Regions from separate parts of the Mus musculus genome. Here region 1 is linked to region 2. A link is a loop called in an ENCODE intact Hi-C map of the cell type or tissue named here. Cell type or tissue: heart. All regions are shown on one strand. Each heading gives the region's core, and the rest is flanking DNA. Links, peaks and the distances in the headings are about the cores only.

Region 1 (10,500 bases), core at 4,367-6,866, 73 kb after region 2:
ACTACAGATATGCACAAGAACCTGGAGCATCCACAGGTCGGGATGCCGCATGGACCATGGACACCAGCATGTCCCCTGGGATACCACCATGACCTCTGTGGGGCATCACAAACTATGGAGGTCTTCCAAGGAGACCCATTCCAGAGAATGAGCCATTCTCGGACACTCTCTGTTGTGGTTCAGAGTCCAGGCAATCGTATGGCTGGGCCGTGTGTTCAGGGGCAGGGCTTGCACCAGCTTCAGGCTGCTGCACACGACCCTGGAAGCCCTACTTGGCACCCACAGCCGTCTACACCTGTCCCACACCAGTTCATGCTCTGTGGATAGAGAGGTAAAGCTGAAGATGATACAGCAGTGAGGTCAAGTAGATAATGAGGAGCCTGTACAACCACCTGGGCTATGGGAAGGTCTGGGCTGCTGCCAAGGGCCATGTCTGGGTCATGTGACTTACTACAATGCTTCTGGGGTGTGTGCTGATGTCTGTGCTCCATGTTGCCACTAAAGGCCATTTTGATGTCGGTGGTCTAGACTGCCACCTGAGACCATGGGGTTATCGAGGGTCATGCTGCTACCAGGGGACATACTGGTGTGAGTAGCCTGCACAGCCACCTGAGTCTGTGGTGACATCTGGGCCCATTTTGGCTATTGGGGGCCATGTCTGAGTCCATGGTCCTATCACAGATGTGGTCTATGTCCATGTCTGAGGGCTGTATTACCACCAAGTGCTGTACAGATGTCCCTGGTCTAGGCTGCCACTTAAGGTCATGTTGATGCTTAAGCACTGGGCTGACCTGCGCCTGCTCATCAGCAACCACATTCAGGATAGCTGGCCCAGCCTCTCACCTGAGCAGCATAGGAGAGCTCACAGGCTACAGTACTGGGAGAACACCGCCCCCCAGTACCCCTACACACACACCTCACCTAGGCAGCACAGTAATGCATACACAGGAGATTCAGGCCCTGGTGAGGCAAGCACAAGAGAGCCAGTGGGCTGACTAAATCAGCTTCCGCCCAGGCCCAAATCCAGGCCTTTGAGTTGGCCCACCCCATCATCTACCCCATCTATGATCTGCTGGAGTGTGTGAAGGAGCTAGTCCCACAGATCCAAAGATGCAGGATCTCCATGACAACAGGATGTCAGAGAGGAGTCCCAGTGAGGATCCAGGACTGATGGTGTGACAGAATCAGAGGCCTTGACCCAGACCAATGCCTCATTGCAAGGAACATTTGCAAGTAGAGCTATTTAGGTGGAAGTGTATATTGTGAGACACACCTTGACACACCGCAGCTTCTACAGTGAGATTTATTTGTTTGGTGTTTTGTTTGGTGTTTTGTTTGTTTGTTTGCTTGCTTGCTTCTATAGTTACTTTTGGGTAGTAGCAAGGGTGGAAGGCAGATATGAAGGGGCAGGGAGATGAGTGGGATTGGAGTGCATGATGGGAAATTCACAAAGAATCAATAAAAGGTCTAAAAACCATTCAACTTCTTATTTACCTACCTATCATCTATCACCTATTATTTATTCATCTATTTATCTATTTATCGATCTATCGATCTATCTATCTATCTATCTATCTATCTATCTATCTATCTGGCTCCCTACCACAGCCATGTGTCTGTATGTGAGTGCACGCACACAGAGGGGCCACCAAAGGGCACCAGGTGTCACCTCTATCACTCTCTGTACTGGCTGGTTGTGTGTGCCAACTTGACCCAAGTTGGAGTTATCACAGAGAAAGGAGCCTCCCTTGAGGAAATGCCTCCATGAGACCCAGCTGTAAGGCATTTTCTCAATTAGTCATTAATGGGGGAGGGCCCAGCCCATTGTGGGTAAGTCCACTCCTGGGATGGTGGTCTTGGGTTCTGTAAGAAATCAGGCTGAGCAAGCCATGGGAAGCAAGCCAGTAAGCAGCATCCCACTATGGCCTCTGCATCAGCTCCTGCCTCCAAGTTCCTACCTACCTTGTTTGAGTTCCAGTCCTGACTTCCTTTGGTGATGAACAGCAATGTGGAAGTGTAAGCTGAATAAACCCTTTCCTCCCCAGCTTGCTTCTTGGTCATGATGTTTTGTGCAGGAATAGAAACCCTGACTAAGATACTCTCCATCTGTCTCTTTGAGGCAGGGTCTTTCCCTCAACCCCATGGCCTATATTTCCTCAGTTGTGCTGAAAGCCGACATTCTCAAGAGGTCCTCTTGCCTCTGCCTGCTTTGGAGCCTTGGTTCCAGGTATACAGGAATTACTCAGCTTGTTATGTGGGTGCTAGGATCCAAATTCTGTTCTCACGGTTGCACAGCAAACTCTATTAGCTGCTCAGCCATCTCTCCAGTTCCCCAGCTTCCCCTCCCCCTTTTTTTAAACTCAAAAGATTCCAAAGATGATATGGAAGAGCTCCCACACAGGGGTCAAGCCTTGAGAGAAAGCAGTCTCAAGGGAATACTCATGAGAATGCAGCTTGGTCCAGCCTTGATTTCTTCTCTTTCCCCTTGTCACTTCATCACCAAAGCTCTTTTCTTCTACTTCTGGGGAGATTTACAAAGGAGGCGAGACATTTTAAAATCAAGGAAACCCCAAAGGAGACACATGTAGAACTGCGTGCTTTAAAGGTCAAGTGTACAGGACCCTGACCACCCAGGACTGAAGCTCAGGTGCTTTGATGGAAGCTGCCTCCTCTCACCGTGGGATCTCCCTTCTCTGGGCTTCTGTTCACTTAGCTAGAGAGCTGACAGGCTTAGGAAACATACCTCTGCCTCATGTGGCTGTCAGGGTGGCCTAGGCACAAAATAAGAGGGCATAGCCATCACCCTTGGAGGAGAATTGGGGCTCACCGTGTTGGTGAGGTAATCAAACTGGCAAAAAGCCATGCCTCCTGTCTAACCACAACACTGTCCCCGACACCCCATGCCAATATGAATGGACCCACTCTGAACTGTGAGCTGGATTCTGAATTCTGTGTATCTCCCTGGGGTATTCTCATGGGTACAGCATTTCTTTCTTCCCTCACATATGTCTGTGTACAATGAGTATGCCCAGTGCCTATGGAGGCCAGAAGAGGGTACTGGGTTTCCTGGTGGTTGTGAAACCACTGTGTGGATGATGGGAACTGAGCTCAGGTCTTCTGCAAGAACTCAGTAGTTAATACTGTGCCACCCCTCCAGCCCTGGGCATGACACTACTGTATCTTTTTTTTTGGGGGGGGGGGAACTTTTGTTTTTCTTTCTATACTGGAGTTCAAACCCAGTGCTTTGCGCATGCTAGGCAAGCCACCAGCTGAGCCACACCCTAGGTCATTGTGTCTCTCTTTCTGTATCCCAAATTGAAATGTGTTTTCTACCTAAGTTCACTCAATGAAAGAGCTCCCTCAGAGTACTTCCCCATGGAGAAGCATATTCTATTCACGTGGTCTGTGTCTTTGAGCGGCTGTGTTCGCAGACTGTCTGCTCATTAGGCTAGCAGATACATGTGTCTGTAACTCCTAACGCCTCATTCATTAATCTCGGATTCCAGCGTTCCAGGTTTAGTTTCAGTTATGTCTTAGCATGAAGGGAAAGAAGATACCAGCCACCAGTGTCTGTAAATGCAATGGGACAAGGAGCTTCAGCAACCAGGAAGGAGAGCAAGGCATTATCACTCCCAATGAAAGAAGAGGACCCCCAGCTGAACCTCACAGATTGTGACAATCACGGAGTCCTCAGTCCTTCCAACGTCCTGATGTCTTCACGGAGCCGTGAGTGAGTGAGTATCCAGGCCAAGTGACAGAGGGAAGCACACAGAAGTAAGGAAGATGTCACAGTTGTAGCAAGCCAAGCTTACCCTCGGAAGAAGCCAGAATTCAGGGTGCAGGTGTGTGTTTTTCACATAGGATATTAAAAAAAAAATCAAAGTCACACAGAATACTTTGCAACACAGTTTTCTACCTCATTTTCTCTGTGGAACCAGCAGATGTTACAGTGCTGGCCCCAGGCTGTGGGACCTTCCCTCGGGGCTCTCTTTGCTCTGTGCTCCTTCCCTTCTGAGGATTTCTCACATCATTGGGTGTGGATGTGGACTAGCTGGTACTGTGCAAGCTTTGCTTTGCTTTGAAACTATCATAACTTCCTTCTTTCCTCCTTCCTTCCTTCTCCCTTCCTTCCTTGCTTCCTTCCATCTCCCTTTCTTTCTTTCTTTCTTTCTTTCTCTCTCTCTCTTTCTTTCTTCCTTTCTTTCTACTCACATAGTACACAGCACAGCAGGATTGACATCAGTCCTTCATGCATCTTTGGCTACAGTGCCTCACAACACAAGGACAAATACAATGGGGGAGGGGGGAACTATCACCCTGACGCCAAGTGAAGTTTCTTCCCTGACAGCTTAAGCTAAGACACCATCACCCATTCATCTGCAGCAGGAGAGCTTAACTTCCCTTTGAAGGATGGAACAAAGCCCAGTGCCTTCCTCTTGTATGCGTCTAGCTACTGTGCCCACCCCACAAGTCTACGACAAGGACCAGTGGTCTGAAGTGTTTGAAAGTGAAATGTCCCCATGTGTTTGAACATTTGGTCTTCACCTGGCGGTGCTGTTTGAGGAACACTGTGGAACCTTCTAGACTTAAAGACTAGCTGGTAGGTATAAGAGCATGGGCATTTGGCTTCTGAGCAATAGCCTGCTCCCACTTCCTGCCTGAGTGCTCCCACTTCCTGCCTGATTAGCTCTTTGCTGCATCCTGACTGCCAGCTGCTCCTTGCTGAATTCTGTTGGATGTTTGGCCACAACCACAAGAAAGCAATGCATGTCAGGCCTACCAGGGAAGCAGAACTTCATACCTAACGGTCCAGGCCTCCTGGGATGCAGGTCTCAGGAGGACGGCTCATACCTCACCCCTTGGCCCTGGCCCAGAGATGGTAGCCCCATCGTGGGCACCACTATGTCACTGCAGGTGCCATTCCCTTTGACAGGCAAGCCTTTCTCGGATGCCCTGGCCCTGTGCCCAGGAGATAAAGATGCAAGCAGGACAGATTCAAGCCACCCTTTCTTCTTAAAATAAGCCATTCATTTTTCAGGGAGTGAGAGCTATTTTTGACTGCATTTGCTCCTTGGCAGCTGTTTCCAAAATGGCTTCGCTGGTCTAAGAATCCATGATTCATCCCTGGGCTGGGCGAGGGCTGGGGACATGGAAATTCCAGAGGGAGTTATAAATGTCACAGCACATGCTGGAGGCTCCCCAGCCCCTCTGGGAAGCCAGAAAAGAGTGTCTGCAAATTCCACAGCCGGTGGGAAACAAGAGCCAGCATTCAGCTGGCGTGGGTCAAGTGCTCTTGCCCTGTCCAGTGTGGGAATCAGACAGCAGCAACCAAAACCCCAGGGTCTTGGGATTGTCCCCAGTCTGCGGGCCACCAGGTCCCTGCAGTTGGTTTCTATCGTGTCCTTGTTTCCACATCTGATTTATTGCTTTCTTTTCTTTTTCTGAGGGAAATATTCTAGAAAACAGTAAAGTCATATTTGATATAAAATATTTCAGTCAGACTATAGAAGAGGAGAATGCAGGCCAGCTGTGTGGTCTTCATGCTCTGAGTCCACCATCAATATAATTTCCCTGACTCTTAGAGAGTCCTCCAGCCTTGGGCACGCTAGGTAATCGCTCCACCACCAACCGACATTCTGCCTCTACCTTCATCACTTTTATCTTTAATTCTGTTCACATGTGTGTGCACATGAGTGTAGTTGCCTATGGAGACCAGAAGAGGGTGTTGGGTTCCCTGGAGCTAGAACTACCGGTTACTGTCTGACCTTCAACACAATTTTCCAGATCCGGCTGTCTGATTCCCACGCTGGGCAAGGCCAGAGAACTTGATCCCTAACCAAAGTCAAGTCTCCTCCGCTATGAAGCTTTCAGACACTCACTTGGGACTTCTCAGAGCGCTTAGCGAGCCCCAAACACAAACTGTGTCCCTGGCAAGAGCCAGATACATGCGTTCTGGAAACGAGAATGAAATTCATAATAAGTCAGGCTCAACAACGAACTCCCTTCATCCTGCCTCTGTTTAGAAGATTTTTTCTCTGTGTGTGTTTTACACAAGCAGCCCCTGCAGGAGTCCGAGATTCCATTAAAGCCAGCGTGTAAAGACTGCTTCTAGGACAGCCTTCCCAGCGCCAGACACTGCGTACTGCGGGTTCCAGATGCTGGTCCCTTCTTAGAAAAGCCTCGTGTCAGAACCCTCAGGAGTGCGGAATTCCCAGCGGAGGAATTCCTGGCTTGTTTTGCTTTGTTTTCTAGTTACTGTTTTAATCCTTTATTATAAAGTTTCTTAGAAAGCGCCAGGGCCTTCCTTTCAGGGAAATGGACGGAGTATAATATCTTTTTAAGGGGAAATTAAGAACTTCCCGTCTAAAATTAGAAGTATTTATCTAGGCCCATGGGTGGGAAATAAATCAAGAAATTGTGAATCTGGTTTGAGGCCCACAGGGCTCTTGAGACATCAACTTGAGACTGGAAGAAAAGAGAGCTCCGGGAAATGAGGCTGTCAGATGCCAGGGATGAAGGGTCAGGTGATAATATAATGAACTCGCACACTGGTCACGAGCCTTCCAAATGAACAGAGCCCGGTGGAAAGTGGGCGGGGTACTGGAGCAGGGCGGGCGCAGGGAGGGACTTGGAGGCTTCAGTTATCCTGAGCAGAAAACAGATTGCTTAGGGGAAAAGAGTGGAGTAGCCTGTTCCCTTGGGTCATTCTGTGGCAATTTAGAGACGACCCCTCCTGCCTCTGTCTCCGGAGCAACTCCCAGTGTCCTGGGAAGTTAAACAGTTAAAAACAGTTATGCTGAGTGATTCACCAGCATGCAGATATGTGTACACGTGTGTACCTATACATCTCTATGCATACACCACAGACGGGGACACTGTGGAAAGTGACTAGAGAGATGATGTGACATGCCACATGCACAGGCTCCTTTATCTCACAGGGACAATCTCCAACTACTAGTGACAGTCTGCAAAGGAAATGGGTTCCAGGCCACAGCTAACGCTAACCTAGCGGGCCCGGAGATCTGAGGTCTGCAGAGGGCAGACTGTGCATGGAAAAGCATTCGTCCTAAATCTGATGCTTTACAATTGCTGTTTAAACTTTTAACAAGGAAGAGACTTACGTTGCATCCAGAGAGGAGAGCCCAGGGACCCTTCCCACCTCCACAGAGTTTGTACATGCTCCTGTGGAGGCTAGGCTGTGCTTTCTTTCCTGGCCTTGGCTCAGGATGCTGAGGAGGACAGAACCAGACAACAGGCCCCTTGTTCTAGGCTGGAGTGGGGAGCAGAAGTGTGGTGGTGTAGGGAGGAATGACCACATCCTAGTGGCCAAAGCAGGGACTGCCATCCCAGGCGAGGGCTAAAAACACTCCAGTGCAGCCATTAGAAGTACAGGCTCCTGAGAATTAGACTTATCACAATAAGAACTCAGTGCACAGGCAAAAATAAGCACAGCCTGTCAGGGCCCTAGCATTTATAGACCCTCGGAAAAGTTCCCAGAATTCCAAACACCACACAATGACAGAAACTATCTGCAGCTGGCAAAACCACAGCTCTGCTAGAGCATGAGGCAAATCATAGTCAGCTGCTGTGGACAGTCCAAAGCAGCCCCACATCCCACACCTGGGATTAAAATGAAAACGCATCCTTACAATATTTGCAATATTTCTGTGTTTTGAAAGAAACCAAAATTCCAGAGTTCTCACTACACTTTGAATGAGTTCTGTGGTCAGATGGCAACCCTATGTTTAGTTCTGTTGGGGAGGAGGTATGTAAGTGTACTGTATGTGCATGTGTGTGGGTGTGAGTGTGTATGTGGGAAGTGCATGTGTGGTACGTGTGTGTGTGGAAAGTGTGTTTGTGGTATATATGTGAGTGTGTATGTGGGAAGTGTATGTGTGGTGTGTGTGTGTGTGGTATATATGTGTGTATGTGTATGTGGGAAGTGTATGTGTGTGTGGCATGTGTGTGTGGTGTAGGTGTGAGTGTGTGAGGTATATGTGTGTGAGTGTGTATGTGAGAAGTGTGTGTATGTGGTATATGTGCATGTGTGTGGTATATGTGTATGTAGCATGTGTGTGTGTGGTATATGTGGTATATGTGATTTATTTTATATGGATTCTATCTTAAAAGATAATCTTCTGAAACAAAAATATAATTCTCAACAGCCCATTTTAAAATTAACCATACATTTGTGTATATACAACCAATAAGAAGAAATCAGCACTGTCACAGTTAGCTAGTGAATGTCAACGTTGTCTACCTAGTGAATGTGAATGTGTTTGGTTATGTTTGGGGAGTGTGATTTTCCTCCTGACACTGGAGATCCTAGTTAATAATTTGGATTTTGTGATAACTCTCACTGTAATTCAGTCTGACAGCAGACATCTCAGCATATAATCTCTGTGTTCTATAATCTGTATGTCTGAGTGAGCAACCCGTAAATACAAAAATAATTTCAAACAACTACCCAATCCAGGGAAATGCATCTGCCCCATGTCCTGCCATATCTGGTGTCTCTTGGGAGTTGTTAGTGTTTTCATATTCCTCTTTGTTCTCCCTCAACTTCATAGCATGAAAATATGTGCTTGCTACAAGCTAATTATCTATGGAGAAAGGCTTGCTGTCACCGGGTTATCAAGCAGCAGAGTAATGGGGCTAGAGAGGTAGCACAGCAGGTAAAATGTTTGTTGCATATAGTGGCTTGAATAGGAATGGTGCCATAGACTCAGGTGTTGAGTGCTTGGCCATAGGGAGTGGCACTATGAGGAGATGTGGCCTTATTGGAGATGTGTGGCCTTACTGGGGGAGGAGTGGCCTTATTGGAGGAGGTGTGGCCTTGTTAGAGAAAGCACATCACAGGAAAGTCAGAGCTTTGAGGTTACATATGCTCAAGCTAGGCCCAGTGTTGCATACGATCTCCTGCTGCTTTCAGATCAAGATGTAGAACTCTCAGCTCCTCCAGCACCATATCTGCCTGCACATTGCCATGCTTCCTACCATGATGATAATGGACTGAACCTCTGAACCCATGAGCCAACCCCAATTAAATGTTGTCCTTTATAAGAGTTGTCATAGTCATGGCCATTCACAGCAAAGAAACCCTAAGACACTACACAGGCAGGAGGAGCTGAGTTCTGATCTCTAGCTCCCAGAGAAAAGCTGAGGATATGTACCGCCCGCACTGGGAGGCAGAGACAGGAAAATGCCTGGAGCTTCCTGCCCAGCCCTCCAGGTGCACTGAGATACTGTGTTAAATAAGGTGGAAAGACTGTAGGAAATACCAGGAGGTGGGAGGGGGAGGAGGAAGAGGAAGAGGAAGAGAAGGAGGGGATGCGTTGGGAGGCAGGGGCACGCCATTGAGTACTTAAGGATTTGACACTGTCTTCATTGCCTTTTCTGTTGCTGTGGTAAAATATTATGATAAGGCAATTTAAAGAAGGAAAGGTTTCCTTCAGCTACAGTTTGAGGTTCCGTCCACTGTGTCAAGGAAGTCAAGACAGGAGGAGCTCTTAGCAGCTGGTCACATCACATGTACAGTTGGGGAGAAAAGATGACAGAGCTCAGCTGGCTTTCCCCTCTTTATGCAGCCGGGACCCAAGGTCAAGGAAAGAGGACATCTCCTGCTTTCAGTGTGGCTGCCCTACCTCGGTTAACCCAATGAACAGAATCCCTCACAGCCATAGCCAGCCAAGTCATGCCTCAGGAGTTATAGGTGTGTGTGTGAGACAGACAGACAGACAGACAAAAGGGCTATAGCTCTGGAAGATGAGCTATACACACAAAACAGAAGGTAGTCATTGACTCTACCAGGAAAAAGAGTGGTGTGCTGGAGAAGACCCCTTTTGAGCTGGGTTTGGGGGACATCTTATCATGGCTGGGGAGTGCACTGTCTGAGGGATTGCACTTGGAAAGGCATCGTAGGGACACACCCGAGCTGTTCCAGAAACAAGCTCTGAGAGGATTCCTCACACATGGTCCTGAAGCACCCTTGAGTCTGCGGTGTTGATCTCCCTCTCTGCTTCCATGTCTCCACCTTCCCACGGCTTCCCCTGAGCTTGCTTGACCCGTGGCTGCCCCTATCTGCTCATGGTTTACAGATGGACAATAAACCCTGCCACTCCCAGCATGCAACAGGAGAGATTGGCAGAAATGTTATTTTCTTTCTTTCTTTTTCTTTTTTTTTATGACTTTCTAAGATAAAAAGTCTCTCCCGGTGAGGTAGTATTATTCTTGGACAGTCCTCTATTTTTAAAATTTGGGCCAGATCATGCCTCTTGCTTTAGAGTTAGGTCAAAGAAGCTCCTCCCCACCCCATGCTATTTATAAACTCTGTCTGCACTGAACGTGCGCTGGGGCAGGATTTGTTTCTGGGGTTATCTTGTCACCATGGACAAAACTCTGGTGTCCTGGCTCTTGATGTTGGTTGGTTTATTGGGTTTACAGCCAGATTTAAAAGCTAACTTTCTGGCCTTTCATCTTAGAATGTTCTTGTAACAGAAA
Region 2 (10,500 bases), core at 4,293-6,792:
TTTCTTGTAGAACTCAGGACCACCAGCCCAGGGATGGCACCACACACGATGAACTGGCCCTTCCCATAGCAATGGCTGATTAAGAAAATGCCCTACAGCTGGATCTGATGGAGACATTTCTTAACTGAGGTTCCCTTCTAGAGGATGGCTCCAGCTTGGGTCAAGTTGACATAGAGCTATCCAGCACAGTGACCATTGGGTAAATCTTTTGGAATGTACAGACCTCTAGCTCTGCCAACCCCAAAGCTAGGAATGTTGTCCGATAGCATCTGCGACCTATATATAGAAAAGCTTTCCCCATAGTGCCGTAACCAGCTCTGATGTTTCTATCAACCAATGTATTTGGATGTACGACTTTATTCAGTTACCATAAAAACTTTATGCGGGCTGGAGAGATGGCTCAGAGGTTAAGAGCACTGACTGCTCTTCCAGAGGTCCTGAGTTCAAGTCCCAGCAACCACATGGTGGCTCACAACCATCCATAATGAGATCTGATGCCCTCTTCTGGTGTGTCTGAAGACAGCTACAGTGTACTTACATAAAATAAATAAATAAATCTTAAAAAAAAAAAAAACAACTTTATGCAGTGGTTATCGTGTCGGAACATAGAATTTGGGTGACCTGTATTGCCTGGATTCATCCCCAACACTTCCAAAAAGAAAAAAAAAAAAGTCAACAGAAGAAAAGCTCTGTCTCAAATCAGGCCACGGAGATTATTTGTAAATGTGCAGCCGGGCCTTGGGGGACTTGGAACGCTACAGTGGCAAGCAGCTAGTGTTTGTTTTTAATCGTTCCTTCTCCGGCTCACTTTCTCTTAGCCAGACAAAGTTTATAAACTTGGGGCAGCTCTGCATTTCCCCCCAAGACATTTTCAGGCTGTAGTTCTGGGACTCTAGCTGATGAGGAACATTCCAGAACTACCATCCTCCTGCCATCAAGGGCCGTGAGGGTGACTGAAAGAAAATTGGTTGGCTTGTCTCCCTGGCTCTACCTTGAGGACATGCTTGCTTCTACTTCCCATTCCATTTATTATTGATAGGCTGTTTATTTTCCTCACTTCCATGAGACTTACAATCCGAATGAATCGCTCTGGCTCTTGGCTGGGGGAGGGGAAGCGCTTTCTGCTGTAACTCACTGATCCCTGCATAGGGCACTAAAGGGGATGGGGACTTGAGGGGTGGGAGGAGGTGCCGTCAAGCTGGGACAGGGGTAGGGGCATGCATAGGTTTAGGTCTTACAGTGACTCAGCTGAACACCCCAGGCAGCCAGCTCCAGAAGGCCCATAATTCTCAAGGTCACAGCCCTCCAGAGTTGGCTGGGGATTAAGTCAGTCTCCTGGGAGCCCTTCATGTGCAAGTTCCTTTGTTTAATAGAAGGAGAAAGGCCTGGCGGGTTGCCTTTCCTGCCAGCGGAGGGAGGGCTGGGAATAAGTTCTTTCTTAGTCCCAGTGGGTTAGGGACAACAGAGAAGTAAAGTGCCCTCTAAGGCACCGGAGACATGTCCGTCTGTCAGTCCATGTGTGCCTCTGGGTCTCAGTCTGCCCCCAACTCCACACCAACCCCTTCATAAGCACCCATGAGGAAGAACTGGCCCAGAAGTGCAACCTTGACCCTGGCCTTCTTGGTCCTCCATAGAGAGGCATGGAGTAAACATGGCTGTGCAGTGCTTTCCCACAGGCTATGACACTGTACGTCCTGGGGACTTCCCCATGCTCTGCGGAGATCCCAGGGACTTGGCTGGTTTTTGATGTCAACTTGAGACAGGTAAGACTCATCTGGGAAGAGGGACCCTTAAGTGAGAAAATGCCCTCCCCACCCCCACAACTCCCATTGGTCTGTGGAACCTTTTCTTTTCTTTTTTTTTTTTTTTTTTAAAGATTTATTTATTTATTACATGTAAGTACACTGTAGCTGTCTTCAGAAGAGGGTGTCAGATCTCGTTACAGATGGTTGTGAGCCACCATGTGGTTGCTGGGATTTGAACTCTGGACCTTCGGAAGAGCAGTCGGGTGCTCTTACCCACTGAGCCACCTTTTCTTGATTAATGGGTGATGTGCATAGGCCCATCCCGGGGGATCCTGGACGGTAGAAGAAAAGAAAGAAGGCAAAACGAACCACCAGGAACAAGACAATAGCAGTACTCCTCCGTGGCTTCTGTCTCAGTTTCTGCCTCCAAGTTCCTGCTTTACTCCTGCCTGACTCCATGCAGTGATGGATAGTTACCCGCAAGTATAAGCAGAATCAAACCCTTTCCTCTTCCAGTTTCCTTTGGTCAAGGTGTTTGATCACAGCACTAGAAACCCTAAGACGTTCCTGCTCACTGAGAGCCACAGCTGTGGCTCCTCTCAGTTCCTACTGCTTCTAGGGTCTTGGAGTCCTGAGCTGCTTCTACTCTGGGGCCTGGATGGCAGCAGTGGACCCTCCAGACTTTCTCACACATTACCTGGAGACTGACTTCCTCAAGTTGACGCCAAATGGCCTCTTGGACTGGCCTGGCTGCCAAGTGTGAGCAAGCACAGGGTGTGAGTTTTGCCCTTAGAGACCCAGGTCTGAACTGCACAGCCAGGAGTGGAGGAGGAGAAAGAAGGGCTCTCTCTCTCTCTCTCTCTCTCTCTCTCTCTCTCTCTCTCTCTCTCTTTCCCTCTCTCTCTCTGAAATGCAGTTCCCTGGAGGGAGGCCTCAAGGGTTCCCAGCCCAGCAGGAAGTGAACTGGTCTGGGTCCAGTCCTGAAAGGAGAGAAGGCAGCCCTGAAGGCTTATCAGACCTCAGCCAAGCTAAAGCTTGGCTCCCGGAGGACCTGAGGGAAGCCAGGTTTGGCTTGCCTCAGGCCAGCCCTACCCAAATCCCCGGAGGCAGCAAACCCCCAACACTATCAAAATACAGTCCATAAATAAAGCCTCCTTGGCAGCCAGCTCTGGGCTGGAAATAGAGTCCCCCTGGAGTGACCTTTCCAGACAAATGCTGGAACTGAAGGTCAAAAGAACCTTCTAAAGTGACAGAGGGGCGGCAGGTGCTTGCAGGACATGGAGATGTTTCCCACAAATTCATATGTTAGAACATTTGGACCCCAGCTGGTGGCCCTGTCTTGGGACTTTGTAGAGCCTTTAGGAGGGGCAGGGTGCATACCTGCTTCTCTCTTACTTCCCCATCTGCCATCTGTGAGAAGCTCGCTGTAAGGTCCCACTGCCATGGCTTCCCTGCCTTGAGACTGCGAGGAGACCATGCGCCAAAATAACCCTGTCTTCTTATAAGTCCACCCTCCGCTATTTCGTCATAGAAAAACCTGAGTCCTTAACAGACCCAGCCCTGCTGATGAGGGTTTCAATCAAAGTGTCCAGGCCTTACAGATTTGACCATCCCTGCCCGACACTGGAGACTTCCCTAAATACCTAGTAAAGCAGTGGGTCAGAAGTCAATGCCTCATCTGTCCCCAGCATGGGGACAGGGGGAGATCTGGCTCTGCCCTAAAGAAGCAGAGGCCAAAGGGAACCTGCTTCTGCTCTGTGAGTGTCACAGTCTGAGGAAGGCAGACACAGACTAGATGGATGAAGAGACCTGTAGAGACCAAGGGTGGGAGGCACAGCCTGGAGGAGGCTGTCTGAGGAGGGACCTTACACAAGCAGAGCAAGCACGGGTGGTGAAGGAGTCAAGCTGTGTCGATCTGAGTGAGAGGGCAACCTGGGAGAGGAAGGGCCAGGCTCACAGATGGGACTGGGTAGGGCACAGGGTTTAGGATACCACTGGAGTGCCACCTGTGAGCTGGCAGGCTGATGTGTTCCCCCACCCCTACCTGGCTGACTACTCACTGAATTTGAGATTTACACACCAGAGTAAACTACAGAGCTGCTGTTGGGAGAGGCTGCACTCCTCCTGCCTCATGACCTCACAGCCTCAGAGACTCATAGATAGATGTCTGTAGCTCCCGTACCTCGTGTCCTTATGAGTGTCCCTTGAGCTGTTTGTGAGTATGTGAGTGTGTGAAAGAGAGAGACAGAGGTAGAGACAGAGAAAGGGAGAGGGAGAGAGACAGACAGAGACAGAGAGAAAAGGAGGGAGAGAGGGGGAAGGAAGGCACATAAGTACATGCATGCACACAAACGTGTGCACACACACATGTACACATGTATGAGCACATGCAACAAACCCCAACATAGCCAGCTGAGTGGTCTCCACAACTGGGTGTCCTGACCTCCCAGCACTGTCCTTTTATGACCTGCTTGCTCTCCAGGAGAGATATGGCCTGGAACCTATGCCTCCCCTTGCATACTGTCTTCGGTCCTCTCTGAAGACAGAGCAGATGGCCAGACCTCCTTCTCAGTACTCCAGGTGAGGTTAGCTTGGCTCTAGAGGAACAATGCCATAGCTCTCTCTGGGGAACGTTACTGAGCATTGCGGCCCCTAGAACTGCAGCAGGGAGATGCAGATAGAACAGAATGGGAAAGCAGGTCTCCTCAGGAGGCTGTGGAGGCCTCTGCTTATCCTCCATGGCCTGCACCCTTGTTAGATCTTTATTCACCTACAGCATCAGCCTTGAAAGCCAATGACTTTCCAACAGCCAAGGATGCTTGCCAAGGTTTGCATTGGGCCTGGCCTTTGCAGATATCATTCACATCTTCTCACAGAAGTGGCATGTAGGCAGCGTCACAGACTCCTGCTCCACAGCTGGATAAACGGATGCTAGACAGATATACTACTTTCCCAGGGGTGCAGAATATGGCTGGAAGCTGTGTCCTGCTCTAGTCTACCGTCAGTTGGATACCTATACAAGGCCTGCACAAGATCAAGCCAGCTAAAATTCCATCATGGGCAGGAGAAGCACTCACCAAGTCCCACCCCCAGCTGAGGAACTTTTGACAGTGTCATCCCTAGGCAGGTGGGCCTGGGCAGGTTGTCTGAGAAAGCCAATGGCATAGGCCAGGAAGTGTGTCAGCAAACACCATTCATCTGTAGGTTCTGTGCCAAGCTCCTGCTTCAGTTCCGGCCCAACTTCCCTTAGGAATGAACTGTGACCTGGAAATGTGAGCTTCCAAATAAATCCTTCTCTCCCCTAAGTTGCTTTTGGTCCTGATAATTATCACAGGAGCAGAAGAGCAAACCAGAACACATGTATAAATGTTTCAAACAACAAATAAGGTACATATTAAAAAATTAAGCACACTTTAGCCATTTGTAGTCAAGTGAATGTCAGCCCTTTCTACACAAGAAACAGCTTTTGATGGACGGAAAGATCTCAGCCCTAGAAGCCCATGAACAAAGGGAAGGAGTCTGGAATGAAAGTGGACACTGCCATGTGCAGAGCTCCTCCCTGGGATCAGGGCTTCCTTGGTATTATTCCTTCCAGGATCCGCATTCTGAGAGACAAGGCAAGAAGGCTTCTATCGATGAAACAATCGTTACCGTTACCGTCAGGTTCCAGGATGCTGCAAGCTCCCAGCCACAAGACTGTTCCTGAAGGTCACTTCAGATGGCCGCGAGGGGGCCTGAGTTACATTTTCTCATTGCGAATCAATTGCAGAAGCCTACAGACCTGCTGATGAGGCATCTGCTTTAAAGTCACGTACGAGGAGAGATGGGCAGAAAAAGGCCAGAGCTGGGAGGAAAGGAGCCACAGTGGTGGCTTCGAGATAACCCTGCTGAGCCCTTCGCAGATTAGCATGAAGGCCAGCTGATGCAAGCTTGGTGGCGCTTGGCCTCTAACCCCAGCACTTGGGAAGCAAAAGGATGAGAAGTTGAAGATCATTTTAAATATCTTCAGCCAGGCCAAGGCCATCTCAAGATACAATGTGAGGCCGTGTCTCAAAAAATGAGAGAGAGAGAGAGAGAGAGAGAGAGTTAGTTTTGTGCATGTCTGATATAGGTGCTGGGAACTCTTACCCAGGGTCCTGATGGGACCTGCACACTGGAGTTCAAGCCCCATGTCTCTTTGAAGGCAAATACATCTTAATGCCCTATGAACTCTGTGTGGACATTTGGAATGGCTTGGGAACGTCTATTGTCACACGTCTACTCTCAGTCAAACTGAATAATGATAAGCTAACTTTTTTGTTCATCTGTGGCTTGGTCTTCTATCTGTTTTTCTTCTACCCTCCCCTGCCTCCCCCACACTCTCTTCCACATGTTAGCCCATCTGTTCTAGGTGGGGTGTTCCTGTTTATTTCAGCTCTCTGGCACAAATACTTGGAACTGTCACAGACTGTGGAAACAGTCAGGCCCAGAACCTGTATCAGGGAGTGGAGGTGACAAGATGTCCATAAAGCTCCCATTGTGTCTGACATTGCGCTTTTCGGAGCAGGCGTGGGCAGAAGGTAGGTTGAGGGTGTGGACATCAAGCCTATAGAACGCCCTTAGTCGGTGAAGACAGCAAGGCCTGGACTCCCATCCTCACTACTACAGGTGACCTGTGATTTAGCTACTTACTGTTCTTGGCTTTCTGCCCCTCTCCTTTTCTGCTCTGAGTGACAGAGCCAGGCTCCCCTTTGATCATGGAATCAAGGTGGTAGCCCCTGGCAAGTGCTATGCTCCATGGACCTTCCACACCCATATGTGCAACTGCGCTGGCAGAAATTCTCCTGCTCACTCTCCCTGAGGGAGAAAGCACAGGGCCCTGGCTCCATCCAGATCTTCAATGTTTTGCCACCAAAGCAGGGTGGCAGGATGGTTCTGAGCGTCTGTGGTACGTGTGTGGCATGCATACGTTTTGAAGGAGTTTTGCAGTGGTTCTCCAATCTTCCTGGAGCCTCTGTGGAGTAACATAATCGCAGGTGTGGTGGCTCCTTTGCTATGTGTGGTGTAAAGATGACAGGGTGCCAAGGTAGGGTGGTGGGGTAGCATGGTGATGCTTTGTCCCCGCTCTGCAACACAAACAGGACGGTGAGGCATTGCCAGGAATGATAAGGGAGAGGGGAAACCCCTCCCACAGAGGGGGTGTCACCATCCTCAAGTAGCCCAGATACAAAGTCTTCCCAGGAAGAAACAAAGTTATCAGCCAGCTAGAAAGAAAGAAACAAACTTACCTGCCAGCTAGAAAGAAACAATGTTACTCGCCAACCTTCTCTCTTGATGATGGATGCATTTATTCTTGCTGCCATTGCAATTCTTTGGCCTTCCAACTTGGACTAAAAACAATCATTGGCAGACCAGGACTGCTGAGGTCCTGTATAATAGTCTAGTCTCTTTTTCTCCCTCCCTCCCTCCCTCCCTCCCTCCCTCCCTCCCTCCCTCCCTCCCTCCCTCCCTCCCTCCCTCCCTCCCTCCCTCTCTCCCTCCCTCCCTCCTTCCCTCCCTCCCTCCCTCCCTTCCTCACCCCCCCCATGAGTATATAGGCCAGATTAGATGGGATTTAAAAAAAGTAGATAAAGGCAGGTCTATTAGGAGGCAGTTCTCTTGGGTGGGTTCACCCACCTCACAGGTGAAGTCACACATTTAGGCTTAAAGCAAGGGGGTTTATAGAGTTTTGGTGAGGAGATTGGCCTGGAGATTTCTCTGAGGAGTTTCTCTGAGGGTGTCTAAAGCAATCTCAGGTCTGGAGGTAGGTGGCTTATGGGATGAAGCTGGTCCAGCAACTGCACAGCTCCAAACGGGGGAGGGAGGGGGTCAGCTGAAAAGTTATCTCTCAAATCAAGACTTTTCTTTTATTAAAAACAGGTAGGTTCCTGTATCTCTCCCCCACCCCCACCTCCACCCCACCCCCAAATAATTCTGCCTTACATCCTAGATGTTCCCTGGCCATCTTTGCTTTGGAAGAGCAGAGCCAAAGCAGTGGATGTGGGCTGTGGGAAGAGCTGGCTGAGTTCTCAACACACTTGGCTCAACGTCTATCTTCATTTTGCTAATAAACACCATGTCCTTCATCAGGCTGTTCTTCAGGGAGCCACAGCCCACAGCTGGTGGCCTGACAGAGCCGGAGGCAGCTCCTGAACAGGCTTGCATGGCTTCCAGCAGGTCTCGAGGAAGAAGCTTTATCCTGGCAGCATCCTGAACTGGGGCCATCATTCTTTTCCTCTCCTCTCGGGAGACGGAAGCAGAGCTATGGGGAAGGGGAAGGAGAGATGGGTGTGAGTTGAACAGACCTTCAGCTTGTGTTTTGCTCTGTCTCTAGGGACTTCTCTGCAGCTCACGCTGAAGTCCACAGCACAGTTTTCACCCTCCAGGAACAAACACCAGGGCCAGGTTTCTGTAATGGTTTGGAAGATGCAGTCTCAAGTTTGCTAATAAAAGCGGAGCTCATGATAGACGGATTATGAAGCAGTACAGATGGAGAGGCATCAAGAAGGGCCTGTAAAAGAAACCAATGTGGGGGGGGGGGCATGGAAACCTCTAACCAGGATAAAAGTTAAGAAAATAGAAGGCGTGGCTATGTAAATGACCTATAAAAGGAGGACTCTTCTTGCCCCGGGCCAGGACTCTAGGATTTTCCCCAACTCTCCGGCCCACGTGCATTTTCAGGAACACCTTTCTCTTTCATAATAAACTATTTCTACTGCTCCCCATGCTTCCCTGGACCAAGTCTTTGTTCCCCAACAAGAACCTAGAAATTCTAATAGTTCTCAAGACTCTGATCCAGGCCTATGATGGTGACAGACTCTTGCAAGGTTTGTTAAGCATAGACAAGCTTAGTGGCGATGTGGGAAGCCGACTCAGCTCATTTCTGACCCGGGTGTTTGCCCAAGTCCACCCCAGTCTCTCCAGTCAGAGGAGATGACCCTGGTTTGTGCTCATAAGGGATGAGCCCTGCCTAGGCAGCCATGCTGTGGTGTCAGTGACTCTCTCCTCTGACTAGTGTCTGTACTTGTCACATGGGGAGGTTGCAAGTCTCCCAGGGGATCTCAGAGTGAGGATGTTCCTGAGGGTGGAAATCCTCAGGCACAAATGTGCTTAAGATCTTTGCAAGTAGTCCAGAGGGAGTGAGTTTTATATAAGGGGAAGGGAGGTGAGTAGGTGTTTGTATTTCAATTATCCATGCCTCCCTCTCTCTTTCTCTTTCTCTTTCTCTTTCTCTTTCTCTTTCTCTTTCTCTTTCTCTTTCTCTTTCTCTTTCTTTCTCTTTCTCTTCCTCTTCCTCTTCCTCTTCCTCTTCCTCTTCCTCTTCCTCTTCCTCTTTCTCTTTCTCTTTCTCTTTCTCTTTCTCTTTCTCTTTCTCTTTCTCTTTCTCTTTCTCTCCCCCCCCCTTTTTCCCTCCCTCCCTACTTTTCAAGTAAAAACATTTTGTTCCATTGAGGAATGGATGACCTATGACATGAGTTGAATGATGTACATTTGGACTGTGGTACTTGGGTCCATGGAATCTACTGCATCCCAGAGGTGACTGTGAACTGAGCTGTCAGGTTAACAATGATGTAAGGAACGTGGTAAAGATCTGATCCTATTTTCTACTCCCTCAGCTTCCCTCCAACAAAACCGAACCCAATTAGAAGGTCAATGCTGCAAGGCCAGGATGCACCCTGCTCAAGCACTAGAAGCCATGAACAGAACCAAGGCTTAGTTTAGTCCAAGAGCCCATCACTGGTCCATGTGGTTGCCTGGGTCAGTGTGAGATGTTCTTATACCCATCTTCCTGTATGTCTACCCGGTGAGCTTCAAACATAGAATAAAGAGGGGGCCCTGTGGCAAAGCTATTGCTTCTGAGTCTTACATGACCACCACCATCAGGAATGAATGGCTGATACAGAGCATTGTGCTCTCAGCAGTCAGAGCAAGGCAATCAATCAGTGAATTGCAGGTCTACAGCAGTGGTGATGAGGCCATTAGCATTGCTTCCTGGAACTATGTTGCTGGGAGACTCCCATCTGAGGGTCTAGCTCCCACTCTCTCTTCCTCCAGCTGCACGTGATTCTGAGGGAGATGCTAGAATATATCAGACATGGAAGACAGGCCAAAGGTGGGACTCCTTGGTGTGAAGCACTCATGTTGGGGTGGGACTTCTTAGTGGTGTGGATGCTTTTGAGCCAGAGATACTCCTGTGTGTAAACTCAGAGGTTCACCAAGCTGAGCTTGAATGGAGCCCTTTCTTCAGTCTGCCAATGACCTATCTGAAAGGATTAGACATTTTCTTTAAAATTCCCTAGAAGAAGTTGCTCAACAAGCTCGGTGTGCTAGGGTCCTGTATCCATATCTAGAGTCACCTGACAGTTGTCAGTGCTTAAATATGAGCTTCAGGGAGTATTACTCCTGCCCAAGTGCCCAGCTAGCACAGCCTCTTTGTTCAACTTCCTCTCAGCTCTGTGCAACCTCCAGCAAGCCCACAGTGGACATTGGCAATATAGGGACAATGATTGCTGTGGACAGCGACATCTTTGCTGCTGGTGTTCCCAGACTGGCTCTCTCTAGCTTGACATTGGCCATTGGTGTCCCATGTTGTAAGTGGCTACTGTATAACTACTGGAACATTCCAGAGAGAGAAATCGTAATGTAAAAGATTGTTTCTGTTTCTAAGTAAACAGAAACATAGGTGCTAAACCTGACAATACTTAAGAAAGGTCTAGAAGCATCCAGGTGCCTTCAC

What was found. A loop is a pair of places that touch in the nucleus more often than their neighbours do. Peaks named below come from ENCODE experiments on the same cell type or tissue, not always from the same donor. Only the 100,000 strongest peaks of a DNase experiment are listed, where the experiment ranks them.
Region 1: it touches region 2 in a loop (2.0-fold over the local background); 2 of 42 quality-filtered maps call a loop at or near these places.

What each region holds. Positions count from the first base shown.
Region 1 is chr8:125,287,764-125,298,263 of GRCm38, reverse strand. No RefSeq gene overlaps it. Among named protein-coding and RNA genes, the nearest start is that of Gm30713, 93 kb to the left of the region's middle. In heart, for the core only: a CTCF peak has its summit at 5,712 (motif pointing right); DNase peaks (open chromatin) are centred at 5,133, 6,143 and 6,563; H3K27ac peaks cover 2,500 bases.
Region 2 is chr8:125,360,835-125,371,334 of GRCm38, reverse strand. No RefSeq gene overlaps it. Among named protein-coding and RNA genes, the nearest start is that of Gm30713, 20 kb to the left of the region's middle. In heart, for the core only: a CTCF peak has its summit at 5,475; no DNase peak of the experiment used is centred there; H3K27ac peaks cover 1,382 bases.